Linked DNA regions of Homo sapiens: region 1 is linked to region 2. A link is a loop called in an ENCODE intact Hi-C map of the cell type or tissue named here. Cell type or tissue: pancreas. All regions are shown on one strand. Region 1 overlaps PI4KA (phosphatidylinositol 4-kinase alpha). Region 2 holds the start of LZTR1 (leucine zipper like post translational regulator 1).

Region 1 (8,000 bases), 210 kb before region 2:
TCTCTATGTGAGCTGTTACAAAAAAAGTCTGAGACATACTATTAACAGAAAAAAGGAAGGTGCAGGGAACACATGTCCAGCATGACCCCACTTACAGGTTTCCTAAAGGTCTGTCTTTGCATGTGTATGTGTAGGCTATGCATGCTTGCCTATGCACAGAAAATTTCTAGAGGAAAATTAAGAGGCCATTAACAGTAGGATAGTAGAAATGAAGTATTCACGTCTACAAAAGTGATACCTGTATTTTTTCATCTTTAGTATCTTCTGTACTATTCCAGTGTTTTCTCTTCTCTTTTTTGTTTTATGCACTCTGTACATTTTTCTTTTATGGTAAAAAAAATATCTTTAACCTCAGGGGGAAAGGGAGAAAAAGGAAAAAGCGCATGCACTTGTCCCATGGGTGCTGTGAAGGGCTGTTCAGAGTTCCAGGGGCTCCACTAAGGCAGCAGCGGCTCGGCAGGCCATGTCTTTTGGCCTCTGCACCAACCTGTCAAGAGTTAAGCCTCAGGAGGGCAGGCCAGGTGACTTTCAGCACACGCATTCGAGTGTGCACGTGCACACACCTTTAACTTGATTTCCCAAATTCTCCACTTTGTGGTTTTAAAGCTCTCTCAATACCCAGTGGCTGGGAACCTGAGCCAGGTTCCTGAATAAAGGCTTTGAGGTTGCCTCTCTATGCTAACAGAGTGCTCTCAAGGGCCTGGTAGGCAGCCCGAGGTGGAAGGTGGGCTCACAGGAGCTGCTATGGGCTGCGTCTTAGAGTCTTCCTCTGCCAGTTAAGAGCCCGTCCTGAGAACCTGAGAAAACTACTCAGGGGCATACTCATGGGAAAGGCAGAGGTAGCTCTGCCTTCAAACCACATGAGGTTGAGAGGGTCTGGAGATACCTCTTCTAGCCGTACATGCTGGGATGAAAGCCATGTTTTTGCTCTGTTTGGGTCTGGCTTGTTTTGTTTTGGCTGTTTTTTCTTTGAAAATACATTGTTTAGAAAAAAGACTACAAACAGCTATACTAACAGGCTATAGGGGATGACAGTGAGGTCAGTGTTTTTTCTCTCTCTACTTATTTTGCAAGATTTTGTATAAATGTTTTGTTTTTATAAGACAGGGTCTTTTGCCCAGGCTAGAGTGCAGTGGTTTGATCATAGCTCACTGCAGCCTCAACCTCCTAGGCTTAAGCAACCCCCTTGCCTCAGTCTCCTGAGTAGCTGGGACTACAGGCATGTGCCACCACAACTGGCTAGGTTTTTTTGCTTTTTTTTTTGGGGGGGGGGGGGGTTAGAGACAAGTTCTTGCTCTGTTGCAGAAGCTCAAAACTTCCGGGCTCAAGTGATCCTCCCACCCCTCAAAATGCTGGGATTAGCCATTTGTTTTTTTGAGACAGAGTCTCACTCTGTCGCCCAGGCTGCAGTGCAGTGGCACCATCTTGGCTCACTGCAACCTCCACCTCCTGGGTCAAGCAATTCTCCTGCCTCAGCCTCCTCAGTAGCTGGGACTACAGGCATGCACCACCACATCCAGCTAATTTTTATATTTTTAGTAGAGACGGGGTTTCACCATGTTGGTCAGACTGGTCTCGAACTCCTGACCTCAGGATCTGCCTGCCTCGGCCTCCCAAAGTGTTGGGATGACAGGAGTGAGCCACTGCAACCGGCCGTGCCTAGCCATTTTTGTGCAATGTTCTTTTTTTCTTTTTTTTTTTTTGAGACGGAGTCTCGCTCTGTCGCCCAGGCTGGAGTGCAGTGGCGCGATCTCAGCTCACTACAAGCTCCACCTCCTGGGTTCATGCCATTCTCCTGCCTCAGCCTCCTGAGTAGCTGGGACTATAGGCACCCGCCACCACATCTGGCTAATTTTTGTATTTTTAGTAGAGATGGGGTTTCACCACGTTGGCCAGGCTGGTCTCGAACTACTGGCCTCAGGTGATCCACTCGCCTTGGCCTCCTAAAGTGCTGGGGTTACAGGTGTGAGCCACCACATCCAGCCAAAATAAAAGACACTTACAATGAAAAAAGAACAAAGTCAACACTCCCTTGGCTCTGTGGGACTTGGGGAGAATGCGTCACTGATTTCCACATTTGGCTGTGTGTGGAGCCCCGGGCTGAGGGCAGGGAGGAGGAGACTGAGCAGGAGGGTAGGGTGCATTCCCATGCAACCAAAGCACTCTGCCTTTCTTTTATGTATTGAGCTTTCAAGGACTATTTTACTAGAGGGTTGGTGGCAACAATGAAAGGCTAAAATAGTGTTTTCCAAATAGCCTTTCTCTCAGGAACACTTTCTTTTTCAAATCATTTGGGAAAGAAATTATTCTACGACTTATTTGCATCCCTCCCGACTTAAGCTGAGTGTAATTTGACCTTTTCTTGACAACAGGAATCATCATTTTGTAGCCAATGTACTCAGCTGCTGTCCCAGGGCGCCTGAGGCCTCAGCACAGTGGGTCTGTATAGCACTGCCTACCTCACAAGCATGTCGGGGAGTGCGTAAACATGTGTAATGCAGCACAGTACCTGGTACAGCACAGACACTCAATCCAAGCTTACTTCTGAGGTCAACATGATAACAGCTGTAGATCCTAAGTGTCACTACCACTGTTAGGACTGCTGTGGCCACAGATGTGTCCTGAGCATCGGGCCACATGCAGGACTGTTTTGGAGCCGGCCCCACCCCATGTCGCATTTGCTGTTTGTACTCAACCATGGTCCTGGGAAACAGCTCAGTGAGTGTCCTAGACACGCACTCAGCGAGGCTGGGTCCTCAGAAGGGCCTCGCTCAGTCCGTGGGCTGAGTTCACAACACTGACTGCAACTGCTCAGAAGCCTGTTTCCTATCAGAGAGAAGATGATGCGGAGCTTAGATACTGGGAGGTGTTACTATACGTGGTGTCTGGTGGTCATGAAGGAGGGGCATACGAGAAAAGTAGAGGGTGTTTTTGCTTGGTTTTTCAGAAAGTTTGCATGTCTTGGGAGAAGTTGAAAAAAGTCTCATGCTTACGAGGGCACAAAAATGAAAACCCTGCTCAAATGTGGATGTGCATGTGCATGGTGGTGAAGGCACGTGTACCTCATGTACTCCAGCCGGTACACAGAGAGGAGGTAGGTGGACATGGCGAAGTCCAGCTTGTTGATGAGTGCGGACACCTCGGGAGGGGGGTCCAGCAGGTTGATGATAGTGCTGCGGAGCTCACTCAGCTCAGCCTGGAGGGAGAGAAACATCCGAGGGCTCATGGGGCATCCCCCAGGACAAACAGGTCCCAGTGGCTGGCAACATGTGTTAATAATGACAGTGAAAAGATCTGCCCTAATTGGCACAGAGAGCATGGTAAAAATGAGATGTGAATCCTTACGGGGGTGACCGTGTCATTCTTCATGGCTGAGTTATACTGGAGGACGGACCGCAGTGGCTCCTTGCTGGGAAAGGTGAGCAAGGGGGACTTAGTGGCTATTTCACAGACCCCCTCGTACCATTCTTCTGGCCAGAGTCCTGCAATAAAGTGAACATAAATGAGGAAATCACCTTGGTCGGAAAGCACTGCAGTGAGGTTGACTGACAATTTCTATAGTCATGGGTCCTTTGAGACAATTATCCCAAAAACTAGGCACAGAAACGAAGTCTGTTACCTGACTTGGACAGACTTTTCCTAAGGTGTATGGCATTCTCAGCACCCTAAACTACATCTGGGGACAGTAACACTTGCTAATACTTGCAGAAAGAAGCAGCTGCATGTGGACTCATTTAAACATGCTCACATTCATAATTACGTGGGCTCTGACCTCACCTTTACCTTCACTCTGCACTCCGTCTTCACTGGGAGAGAGATGATCCCCCTACCTGAGCCCTCCACAGCGAATCCCATCAGAACGGAATACAGCCAGAAGTCTCGGAAGAGCTTCTGTAACCGAGGCTTAGCTTCTTTGATGGGTGGCAGTCGTCGGGTGAGCTGATGTGCCAAGAAGAGAGGGAGAAAGGAGGTTATTTGCTGAGGAAACCCTAAGCCCTGTAGGTGTAAAATCAACCACAGATTCATTCTCTAAGAGCATTCTCAGAAACTCAGACTGGGTAGGAAAAGGCACACTGAGCAGTGATGATTCTGCCAATAAGCATTGTCCATCCACTCATTTACTGAGTCCCTAGTGTGCACCAGGTGCTGTGCCAGGGAGGAAAAAGCCCTGTTCCTGCACTTGAAGGACTTCCTGTCTAGTTTGGAGGCAGGTGAGCAACAGTTACAGTGGGGTGGAGTTCCCAGAGAAAGTGTCATGGGTCTCAGAGTTAACATTTGAGGAAAACTTAGCCAGGAAAGAAGAGAAGGCAGCCTGTCCAGCCACAAGAGCATTAGGTCCTAAGCCTGGCACTGTGGAGGGTAACAAATGCTCAGGAAAGGCAAACAATGGATGCGAGCCAGAGCTTGAGGAAGGGATGCCACTGGGGAGGCAGGGAGAGCACAAGAACTCTCATGGGCCAGGCAGCACAAATTTTCCAAACAGTAATCTTCGGCAGAATCCCCATATATGTAACAGGTAAAGCAGAGTTGCTTGGGTGCAGGTGAGGGGCTATTGTCCTTGTGTTCCTGCTCCAAATGCTGGGGGGAGGCAGGGAGAGACTCATCAGTGGTATAAATGGCTAAACTTGGCCAAGCACGGTGGCTCACGCCTGTAATCCCAACACTTTGGGAGGCCGAGGTGGGCAGATCACCTGAGGTCAGGAGTTCAAGACCAGCCTGGCCAACATGGTGAAACCCCATCTCTACTAAAAATACAAAAAATTAGCTGGGCGTGGTGGCAGGCACCTGTAATCCCAGCTACTCGGGAGATTGAGGCAGGAGAACTGCTTGAACCCAGGAGACAGAGGTTGCAGTGAGCCAAGATCGCACCATTGCACTCCAGCCTGGGCAACAAGGGCGAAACTCCATCTCAAAAAACCAAAAGGTTTAACTTGTGCACGATGCCCAGCTGGACAGGCTGATCCTTACGGACCCCCCAGTGGATGTTGAGCTCCCATCAGTGATGTTGAGCCTGTGGTAAGCGGGGGCTTTGCTACCCCCAAACACTTATGAGCACCTGGTATGGGCCAGGCACTGGGCCGGGAGAGAGGTGGGAGAGATGAAGACACCATCTCTTGAGGCAAGGAGGGCACAATGGGATGGGCTGTGACACATCATGCACAGCAGGCAGGACTGTAAACTGTCACAACACTTCTTTGAAAGCAATTTGGTAATATGCATCAGAAATTCTAAATATCCCCACATATTTCACCCAAAATCCCATCCCTGAGAAATCTATCCAAAAAATGTTAAAAAGCTGATTTAGGCACAAAAATGTTGCAACAGCAAAATAAATAGAAACACACTAGATGTCTACCTGAAAGGGACATTTAAATAAGTAATGGTATATTAAAAGTATAATAAATTGGCCGGGCACAGTGGCTCTTGCCTGTAATCCCAGCACTTTGGGAGGCCGAGGCAGGTGGATCACGAGGTCAGGAGATCAAGACCATTCTGGCTAACAGGGTGAAACCCTGTCTCTACTAAAAAATACAAAAACATTAGCCGGGCGTGGTGGCAGGCGCCTATAGTCCCAGCTACTCAGGAGGCTGAGGCAGGAGAATGGCGTGAACCTGGGAGGTTGAGCTTGCAGTGAGCCAAGATGGCGCTACTGCACTCTAGCCTGGGCGACAGAGCAAGACTCTGTCTCAAAAAAAAAAAAAGTATAATAAATTAATTATTTTTGAGATAGGGTCTCACTCTGTTACCCAGGCTGGAGTGCAGTGGCACAATCATCACTGCAGCACTGACCTCGATCTCCCAGGCTCAAGTGATCCTCCCACCTCAGCCTTCCCAGTAGCAGGGAGGACAGGTGTGCTCCACCATGTCCAGCTAATTATTATTTTATTTATACTTTTTGAGATGGAGTCTTGCTCTGTCGCCCAGGCTGGAGTGCCGAGGCACAACCTCAGCTCACTGCAACCTTTGCCTCCCAGGTTAAAGCAATTCTCCTGCCTCAGCCTCCTGAGTAGCTGGGACTACGGGCATGCACCACTATGCTCAGCTAATTTTTGTATTTTTAGTAGAGATGCGGTTTCACCATGTTGGCCAGGCTGGTCTCAAACTCCTGACCTCAAGTGATCTGCCCGCCTCAGCCTCCTAAAGTCCTGGGATTACAGGTGTGAGCCACCACACCTGGCCTAATTATTATTATTATTATTATTATTATTATTATTATTATTATTTCCAATTCAAAAATTTTAATTTAAAAGTAAACTTTAATGTCAAAAATGCAAACTTGGGGAGGGGAGAAAGATCACACGCAAAGCTGCCACTTCACACTTGCAGGGCTGCACGGCAGCTAGGCAAAGGTGTTCCTCAATTCCCAGACGGTGCGGCGGCCAGACAGAGGTGCTACTTACTCACTTCCCAGATGGGGTGGTGGCCAATGCCCGGCTTAATTATTGTTTTTCTTTTTTTCATACAAACAGACACCTTACTGACTTTTTACATTTTTTTGTAGAGAAAGGCTCTCACTATGTTGCCCAGGGTGGTATTAAACTCCTAGGTTCAAGAGATCCTCCCGTGTTGGCCTCCCCAAGTGTTGGAATTACAGGCGTGAGCCACCACACTCAGCCAAGAATCATATTTTCTAAGACTATTTGGTGACACATGTAGAACTCACAATATGTCAAGAGAAAAAAATCCAAAACGTATAAATAATATGATATAGATTTTAAAAAATCTAAATATATACATATAGAACAAAGATGGGAAAAAGCAGCCACATGTTAAGATTATTTCTGGGTTGCTAGGGATTTCACTCTTCTTCTTTAATGTCTATATTTCCTGGAGCTCTTCCATCAACATGTTCCTTTTACAATCAAAGGGAGGGTGCAGGTGCCGGTCCAGGGCTTGGCAACCTGTGTGGAAGAAGGCTCCACACCTCTGCTTGAGAGCCGCCAGGGCACTGTGTCCTTGGGAAGAGTGGGCCAAGACCTGGGGGTGCAGGGCAGGCTCTGGGTAGGTGCTGAGGAGGTGGGGCACTTTGGAGAGGGCTGTGTGGAGGGCAGCAGCAGACGGAAGCGACACAGGGCAGGAAATCTAGAGCCACACAGGATGTGGCCACAAAAGGACAGTTGACAAGGGGCTTCCAGTTCAGCTAGTGGCCAAGGACAGTGACAGTAAGAACACGCAACTGTGGGACTGACTGTCTCTGAAGTGACCGGCCTCCCAGGATAAGGTCCCAAGTGATGGTGGAGATATGAAGGGGTTTCCAGACTACAGAATTCAAGGCCTATGTGGCTAAGAGGTTCTGGTACCTTCTAAAGAGAACTAGACTTTGGTGGTTATGGAAAGGGTTGCGCTTCTAGAATGCTTCCCTCTCAATGAGAACAGTAGCTCCACGTGGCTGGGAAGTTCAAAGTGGTTTTGACACAGAAAAGAGGAAGTAAGTGGACTCTATCTTTGATTTGGGATCCTACTCCTGACCCTGTGAACTTCTTGGCTCCCTCTTGAGGACGTTGGCTTGAAAGTGGCTCTGTGGGTTCTCCCTGCTCTCTGACTTCTCCGAGCCTGCTGGCCACTGTCTTGGCTGAGACTGCTCTAGTCTCCAGAAAGGAGATCTGCTCACTCCTAAGAAGTATCAAGGTCAGGCCAGGTGTGGTGGCTCACGCCTGTAATCCCAGCACTTTGGGAGGCCAAGACAGGCAGATCAGGAGGTCAGGAGATCGAGATCAGCCTGGCTAACACGGTAAAACCCCATCTCTACTAAAAATACAAAAAATTAGCCAGGCGTGGTGGCACACACCTGTAGTCCCAGGTACTCGGGAGGCTGAAGCAGGAGAATCGCTTGAAACCAGGAGGCCGAGGTTGCAGTGAGCCAAGATTGCGCCACTGCACTGCAGCCTGGGCGACAGAGCGAGACGCCATTTCAAAAAAAAAAAAAAATCAAGGTCAGGGGGGAAGTGGGAAGACTGAAATAGATAAAGGATTCTAAAGAGATATAACAGTCAAATGCG
Region 2 (8,000 bases):
GCGTAAAGAATGAAGCCCAGGTGGCAGGATCTGTTTTAATGGGAGCTTCTCAGAGGCTGTGGCTGGGCTGTGGGTGTACTGCAGGACCGGGGAGTGGGCGGCGAGGCCCAGCCCCATGCCCAAGCTCATGCTCTGCCTGGTGGGGATTGCAGGTGGTCACAGTGGACGTGAGAACTAAGAAGGTCGTGTTCAAGGATGGCTTCAAGCTGGAGTACAGCAAGCTGCTGCTGGCACCAGGGAGCAGGTGGGAGGGTCTCCTTTTTACCCATCGGACACTAGGCAGGGCACTGGCCTGGACGGGGCTGGGGCTGCCAGGAGGCCCTCACTGACACGGCCATGTCTCAGCCCCAAGACTCTGAGCTGCAAAGGCAAAGAAGTGGAGAACGTGTTCACTATCCGGACGCCAGAGGATGCCAATCGCGTGGTGAGGCTGGCCCGAGGCCGCAACGTGGTCGTCGTGGGAGCCGGCTTCCTGGGTGAGAGGTAGTGGGCAGTGGAGATGGTGGTCAGGTCGTCATGGCCAGTCCCAGGGAAGTTCTGGTCGAGGAAGGTGCAGGTGCCAGCCTGCCACCCCCTGCCCATCACCAGGGATGGAGGTGGCCGCTTACCTGACGGAGAAGGCCCACTCTGTGTCTGTGGTGGAGCTGGAGGAGACGCCCTTCAGGAGGTTCCTGGGGGAGCGCGTGGGTCGTGCCCTCATGAAGGTGAGCCCACCCCAGCACCCAGTGCCTTGGAGCCCTGGGGCCCAGCCCGGCCCCTGGCTGGGCTCTCATCCACCGCCCACCTGCCCACTTGCCCTGACAGATGTTTGAGAACAACCGGGTGAAGTTCTACATGCAGACGGAGGTGTCTGAGCTGCGGGGCCAGGAGGGAAAGGTGGGCCCTTCTCCCTTCTCCCTGCTGCTTTCTGTCCTCTGTCCCCTGAGCCTGGGAGCTGGGTCCACCTGTTTATCCACCCACTCCCCACAGCTGAAGGAGGTTGTGCTGAAGAGCAGCAAGGTCGTGCGGGCTGACGTCTGCGTGGTGGGCATTGGTGAGTTGGTGTGTGGGCAGGCAGGCACAAAGCAGCCCAGCCGTCTGCACATGCTCACATGTGACCTTGGGCTAGTCCCTTCCCCTCCCAGAGCCTCAGTTTCCACCACATCTGTCAAATGGGAACCCCCAACCGCCCCCACTTTACGGAGCTGTTGGGGAAGGTATGTACTGGGCTCAGCCCAGGCCTGGCACAGTGGATGCTCCCAGTGCCCGCTGCCCAGTAACACTCATCTCCATGCCCTGCGAGAGTTGACATAGACGAGACTCGAACTGGCTTCTGCTCCAGCTGAAGTGCCAATTTGGGTAGGGGCCAAGATGGGAGGTGGTAGCACCTGCAGGGGCTGAGGAGGTATGGCATGCTGTCCCTCCACTTAAGGGCCTCATGGAGCACTTCTTGGAGAAGGTGATATCTGAGGTCTTGCGGGAGGCACCGGGTCTGTGGGAGACCGGGTAGTGGGGACCAGGGTGCATGAAGGCCTCAGGTAGACAGCCCCTGGAGGATCAGTCTGGGGCTGGCACATCAAGCGCATGCTGTAGGGTGTGGAGAGTGACTACGCAGAAGGCAGGGACAGGGGAGTGGACACAGGCTTCCGTCCTGTCAGGTGCAGTGCCCGCCACAGGCTTCCTGAGGCAAAGCGGCATCGGTTTGGATTCCCGAGGCTTCATCCCTGTCAACAAGGTGGGGTGGATGGCACTGGGTGGGGAGGACCCGGTGCTGGGCTGGGAGTGGCAGGAGGTTCAGGTCAGGGCCCCTGTCACACCCATGGAGCTCTGGGCCCTCTCTCTACAGATGATGCAGACCAATGTCCCAGGCGTGTTTGCAGCTGGCGATGCTGTCACCTTCCCCCTTGCCTGGAGGAACAACCGCAAAGTGAACATTCCACATTGGCAGATGGCTCATGCTCAGGGTATGGCCAGTCCCGAGGCACATGGAGGGGTGGGAGGGAGTCTCAGGGTCTCAGTGTCCCCATGCCCATGCCTCAGTTGCTGACCTTGGGTCCTGGACACTGTTAGGCATCAAAGCTCTGATGTGGATTCTCTGGCCAGCCTCATCTCGGCGATCCAGCCAACACAGAGAGCGACACCCCACTGAGCCAGCCATAGCTCCTCAATCTCAGTTTTCCTTCTGGTAGTCTCTCCCTTTTTTGTCTTCAAGGACATATATTCTGCAGAATTCCTGATCAACCTGTGCATTACCCTGGGGAGGGAGGGAGGGATTTAGTGGATCACCTTCCCATTTATGCCTCTGTTTCCCTTGGGCCACTCAAGTATCTCTGTGAACTCAGTTCAGCCTCATGCAGGTCCCCGAGGTGCCATCTGAGCCCAGAGACGTGGGCTCAGTGGAGGCACTGTGCTTTCTGAGGAATAGCTTTCCCCTCCTGATGTTTGCTGGCCACCAAGTCCCCCAAGCCTCATCCACTGTGCACATCTGGTCTGGGCCCCTAAGCTGCAGGTGCCATCACATTAGTTGCCTCACTGCCTCAGAGAGAGGACTGCCAGACTCCCAGCCTGGGACAAAGGACTTCTCTGCACCCATCTCCCCTTTCCTCTGCCTTTACACCTGAGGGTCTGCTGCTTGAAACCCCACTTCTGGTACCAATTTCTATTCAAGTCCAAAGTCGAAAGTTGTTGCTAGGTTGTAAGTAACCAAGGCAACTTATCAGCCAAGTATAATTAGGATTTAACTGAGAGAGTTTAGGGGACTTTGAAGTACATCCAACTACAGGGGTCTACTGGGGCCTCATAGGAACTGGGGAGCCATCCACACTGGTCTCTTTGGGGCCTTGTGTGTGGCTGTCATCTGTGCTTCCCTGTGTACTTGTGCCCCATTTTCCTCCCTCTTCAGACCTGATACGTCTGATTAGGTGTCTGTGTGCACAGCTGAAATGGTGGCGTACTCCCCCAACCCCAAGAAGCAGACCTTCCAGAGTCAGGGCACTTTATTCAGATTCTTTAAGGAAGCAATCAAGTGGCTAGCTTTGAGGCAGGTGTTCCCCTGCACCAGTCAGCTGCAGGTGCAAGTGAGCAGTGGGCTGAACAATGATGTCTCTTGACCTCTGGGGAGACCAGGAGGAGTAGCCACACGTGTCAGGGGTCCCCAGGGCATCAGGAGCAGGTAGTGTGGGAGTGGTAAGAGCGAGAGTTAGGGTTCTCACGGCCCTGGGTCCCGCAGGGCGCGTGGCAGCCCAGAACATGTTGGCGCAGGAGGCGGAGATGAGCACTGTGCCCTACCTCTGGACCGCCATGTTTGGCAAGAGCCTGCGCTACGCGGGTAACCCCGGGGCCTCGGATGGGGGCGGGGCCGAGGGCGTTTAGGGGCGGGGCTTGGGTGTGGGGCGGGGCTGGGAGCCTAGGGGCAGGGCTATGACCGCACTAGGAAGAGGCCGGTAAGAACTCGCTGGCGGCAAGGCTACGAACTACCTAAAAGGACGTATGGAGCAGGGCCTGGGCGGGGTTAGGAGGGGATCCTGTGACGTCTCGTTCCCTCCCCCGGCTCACGTGGGTGCCACCCACCTGCCCGGCCCACAGGCTACGGAGAAGGCTTCGACGACGTCATCATCCAGGGGGATCTGGAGGAGCTGAAGTTTGTGGCTTTTTACACTAAGTGAGAGCACCGGGGTGCAGCTTGGCGCGAAGCAGCGGGAGCTCAGTCGGGAAGGGGGATTCATCCCAGGCAAAATCCCAGAACAAGAGCCCAGCCCTGAGCCCCGCTGAGGAGTGCTGGAGCTTCCTTAGGAAAGCCCGAAGCTTGTGCACGGTCAAGCCGCGATGTGCAAAGCAGGGAGGGCTGGGTGCTCAGGCCATTCTTGTTGCCCTGGGGTAGGTCCTTCCCTGGGCCCCAGATGGACAGCAGTGCATCAGGGTTTTCAAAAAGGGGCTGCTGCCTCGCAGTCCTCAGGCTTGGCCATCCTCTCCTTGCAGAGGCGACGAGGTGATCGCCGTGGCCAGCATGAACTACGATCCCATTGTGTCCAAGGTCGCTGAGGTGCTGGCCTCAGGCCGTGCCATCCGGAAGCGGGAGGTGGAGTGAGTGTGGGTGTGGGAAGCCTGGGGGTGGGAGTAGTTCCCTGGAGTACTGGCTAAGGTGCCTATGACAGCCAGCCGCCCCCACAACCCTCCAGGGCCTTTCCCCTCTTGGTTTGCATCGCCTGAGGCTTACAGGACTACAGGGAGGTGTGGGGCAAGGATCATGGTTTGAGAGCAGGCTGGTTATGTGTTCATGGTGGATGGAAGGGATAGAGATGTGTGTCACCAGGCAGGGCCAGTGCTGTGGGAAGGGGTCAGGGCCCAATGCATGGGCAATCACCAGGCGTGGGACACCTAACTGGACATAGTTGTGCTGAGCCTGGCAGAAGCTAGGTGGGAAATGCAGCTACTGATGCCCTGGGTATGCCCTCCACATAGATGGTGGGGGTGGTTCTAGGTTTCACTCAACACCAGCCAGTTCCCTTATCCTGGTGTGGTGTCAATGAGATTCACCCTCTGGGAGAGAGCTCCCAGGGACTGGGGACAGCCTGGAGGCCACTGGGAGGCTATGAGACAGGGGCAGGCTTCAGGCTGGAAACAATGGAGGACCAGAAGGGGACATGATAAATGACATGCTCTCTCCTTGGCCTTCTCTCCGTTTCTCTCTCTTGCCTTCGTGAAGGCTGTTTGTGCTGCACAGCAAGTACGTGTGTCCTTCATGTTGACCGTTCTGAGCCTTTCCCATGTCAGCCCAGACCCTCCACCCAATGGTCTTATCTCCCTCTGTCCAAGTACACCTCCCTGCTGGGCACTAGGGTCTGGCACAGAACAGACCCCCTGCTGTCCTCAAGGGCCAGCTGTTCAGGGTGCCCAGAGTGGAGAGCCTGTTTTCTTCTGTCTTGACCCCTCCTCCCCTCACTCCTGCAGGACTGGCGACATGTCCTGGCTTACGGGGAAAGGATCCTGAGCTCACATGCAGTAGACTTGGGCAGGCAAAGGGGGCACCAAGGGCACAGGCCAAGCCTTGGGGGCAGGTGCCAATCTCCAGTCCCAGGATCCCCCAGGGCAGAACCTGAGCCCTCCCAGTGCTTGCCTTCAGCCACCTGGCTCCCCTCCTGGGAGGCCTCTGCTGGATCCAGAAGATGCTCAACCCTCAAGGCCTCTGCTGCCACTGACAGCTGGCACTGGAGGCAGGACAAGCCCTGCCTCTTCTCCCTCTATTGGGACTGGTCCCCTGAAGAACCCTGCAACACGTTAAACATTACCGTAAAATTAAAACGCACAAATTTGCAGATCTGTATGACTCCCAGTGTAATTGGGCCAATAGGCACAGGACCAGACCACAGGGAAACAGGCACAATCACAGAATGCCAGGTGCCACACCAAGGAAATTTGGCCTGTGAACGCCCAGAGGAGGTAGCAACTAATTCTGCGCCCCAAGCCCTCCCACATCCCTCTCCCCCTCTGCGATCAGCGAACGCTTTTTGCTTTTGGCTCTGAGTTTTGAAGGAAGGGTATTCCAGGTAGAAGGGACAACATGCCCAAAGGTCTTGAGATAGTAAATGCTCCTTCAGAGGTGGCTCATGCTTGACACTTTGGGGCATTTGCCCACTTAGGGCTGTGGGAGCTGTGTCCTGAGACAGACCCCATGCTTTTCATAGCCGGAGCATTCTCAATCCCCATGTCGGAGGTGAAGGAGCTGAGGCCCTGCTAAGTAGGAATGAGAATCCAGAGGCTCCTCGCCGGGCTGCCTCTCAGTCAGTAAGAAAGCCAAGGGGAGAGGGGAGTTGCTGGGGGTCAGGGCTGAGGGCGCTAGCAGGAAAGGGAGCGTTGAGCCGCCTGCAGAGGCCGCTGCGAGCCCGGAACCCTCCATGGGGGATCCCGGCAGCGGCAGACGATCCAGGCCGGAGCCACGCGCAGACCCAGGGCATGCCGGGAACTGCGAGCCGGCCGCGGGTCTTCGGGCTGCGTGGGCCTGGGAGGCGCCGGGAAGAGCAGTCGCGACGGGGCTAGGGACGACACACTGCATTCACTGGAAGGGACAACGCAGCGCCAGTACATAGCCTGAAACGCTCCCCAGAAGGTCCCACGCTCGCCGCGCGGTCGACAACCGCATCCTGCGCTCGCCCGCGGTGTCTCGGCAAGCGGTAGGCTTGTCGGGAAGAGCTGGAGGGCGCAAGTGCGGCGCTGGCCGGACGTGCCGCACCGTCAGCGCAGGGCTCGCCGGGAAATGTGGTTTCTCCAGCCGGCCCGGGGCGGTGGCCGCAAGTTGGGCTTACAGCGCGGCCGATCCGGCGTGGACCCGGGATGGCTGGACCGGGCAGCACGGGGGGGCAGATCGGGGCTGCGGCCCTGGCAGGCGGCGCGCGGTCCAAGGTAGCCCCGAGCGTGGACTTCGACCATAGCTGCTCGGACAGTGTCGAGTACCTGACGCTCAACTTCGGGCCCTTCGAAACAGTGCATCGCTGGCGGCGCCTCCCGCCCTGCGACGAGTTCGTGGGTGCCCGGTACGGTGGGCTTCATGGGGTCCTGAGGACAGGAAGGGCGATCTGCGAGGGTCCCAGGGCGGGTCCAGGGGCGAAGCCGGGGGGTGGTGTCCTGGGGTAGGATCTGGTAATGAGGTGGATGGTGCTGTACAGGACGCTGTTCAGGGCAGGGGAGAGGGTTCCGAGGGAGTCCCAGAGCCCGATGTCCCGGGACAGGGTACTGGAACTAAGTTGTGTTTGTGGATATTGGGCTGGGGTCCCAGGTGCTCTGAGGTGGGGTGAGGAGTCCAGAGAGTCCTGGAGCCGTGTCAGGGGTCCTCACTTGCAGGATGATTGGTGTTATCTTAGAAGATGATGGATCTTAGCAGTTGAGAGGTGATACCTAACTTCCGTGGCAGCTCTCCTGCTTAGTCCCATTCCTTGGGTGCCCCCCAGGAGGGTCCTGTCCTTACCGCCCTCCACTCCTTTCTTTCCAGGCGCAGCAAGCACACAGTGGTGGCCTATAAAGATGCCATTTATGTATTTGGTGGAGACAATGGGTGAGTGAGTCTCAGCATCAGTGTTTGGACCAGGTAGGGAGAAGTACTGTGGTCAGGGACTGGGCCTGTCCAGCTCCATTACTGTCCTTTCAGATGCTAGCTGGTGCCTCTAAGCTTCAGTTTCCCCATCTGTGAGATTCCTTGCACTCACCTCCCTGGTCGTGGTGAGGATTAAATGAGATCCTGCACTCATGGTCCTCAGCACAGCTTCCAGTGGGTGGCACATGCTCAGTATGTGGAAATGTCCCTCTTCTGAGTAGATGCAGCCTTGAAAGAAACACAACCACCCTTGCGGCCAGCCCTGCCAGGCACTTTTCTTTCCCTGTGCCTCATCGGTATGGAGGACACAGTTTTATTTATTTCATGCATTTTTCACTTTTTGTGGGGGTTTTCCCAAATTGCTCCAAACATCAGGCAACAACGTGATGTTTTGTTGGTGGGCACACCTCCTTTCACATAAACTGTCTCCACTTAAGTTGTGGCTGGTTTCCTTATGCAGAGGGTGGAGTATTTGCACATGACTAGTTGTGTCCATGTGTCCTAGCCCTGCCTCTCAGCCCCAGGAACTAGCATGAAGCCCTGGAAGGTCTGGCCTCTTACTGGCTCTGCAGCCTTGGTCCTGTAGGCCTCCTTGGGGGGCGGGCTTGAGGATGGTGGGGTAGTCTGGACCCCACCAGGATCTGCATACTGGGCAGAAGAGCCTCCTTGGGCATGGTCCCCTGGCTTCAAGCCTGTCTTCCTCCCACTCTCTTTCCCCAGGAGTAGCCGGTGGGGCCCATTTACAAAAGCAAGTCAGAGTATGCTCCTCCTTGGCTCATCCTCCTGTAATGCCTCCCTGCCTCTCTGAGTAAAAGCCCAAGTCCTCATGAGAGTCTGCTGCTCCTCTGCCCTCAGTCCCTCACTGCACTGGGGCGGCACGGGCTGCCTTGCTATGTTTGGATTGTACCAAGTGCCCCCCTGCTCAGGCCCTTGC

The links. Peaks named below come from ENCODE experiments on the same cell type or tissue, not always from the same donor. Only the 100,000 strongest peaks of a DNase experiment are listed, where the experiment ranks them.
Region 1: a loop joins it to region 2, with 4 times the contacts of the local background. A loop is called at or near these places in 2 of 110 quality-filtered maps.

What each region holds. Positions count from the first base shown.
Region 1 is chr22:20,761,755-20,769,754 of GRCh38, forward strand. PI4KA (phosphatidylinositol 4-kinase alpha) reads right to left here. Exons shown (of 55, transcript NM_058004.4): 20 at 3,831-3,939; 21 at 3,346-3,482; 22 at 3,063-3,196. Among named protein-coding and RNA genes, the nearest start is that of SERPIND1, 8.4 kb to the right of the region's middle. In pancreas, no CTCF peak of the experiment used is centred here; no DNase peak of the experiment used is centred here.
Region 2 is chr22:20,976,063-20,984,062 of GRCh38, forward strand. It overlaps AIFM3 (AIF family member 3), which reads left to right. Exons shown (of 21, transcript NM_001386814.1): 10 at 153-244; 11 at 346-476; 12 at 589-704; 13 at 805-876; 14 at 970-1,033; 15 at 1,638-1,714; 16 at 1,826-1,943; 17 at 3,209-3,307; 18 at 3,565-3,640; 19 at 3,958-4,062; 20 at 4,685-4,705; 21 at 4,930-5,296. The coding sequence ends at 4,969. LZTR1 (leucine zipper like post translational regulator 1) reads left to right here and starts at 6,235. Exons shown (of 21, transcript NM_006767.4): 1 at 6,235-6,509; 2 at 6,965-7,027. The coding sequence starts at 6,310. RefSeq lists enhancers at 3,338-3,632, 5,683-5,762, 5,813-5,912 and a silencer at 6,303-6,432. In pancreas, no CTCF peak of the experiment used is centred here; DNase peaks (open chromatin) are centred at 3,329, 5,041, 5,889 and 6,209; H3K4me3 peaks cover 1,990 bases; H3K27ac peaks cover 1,170 bases.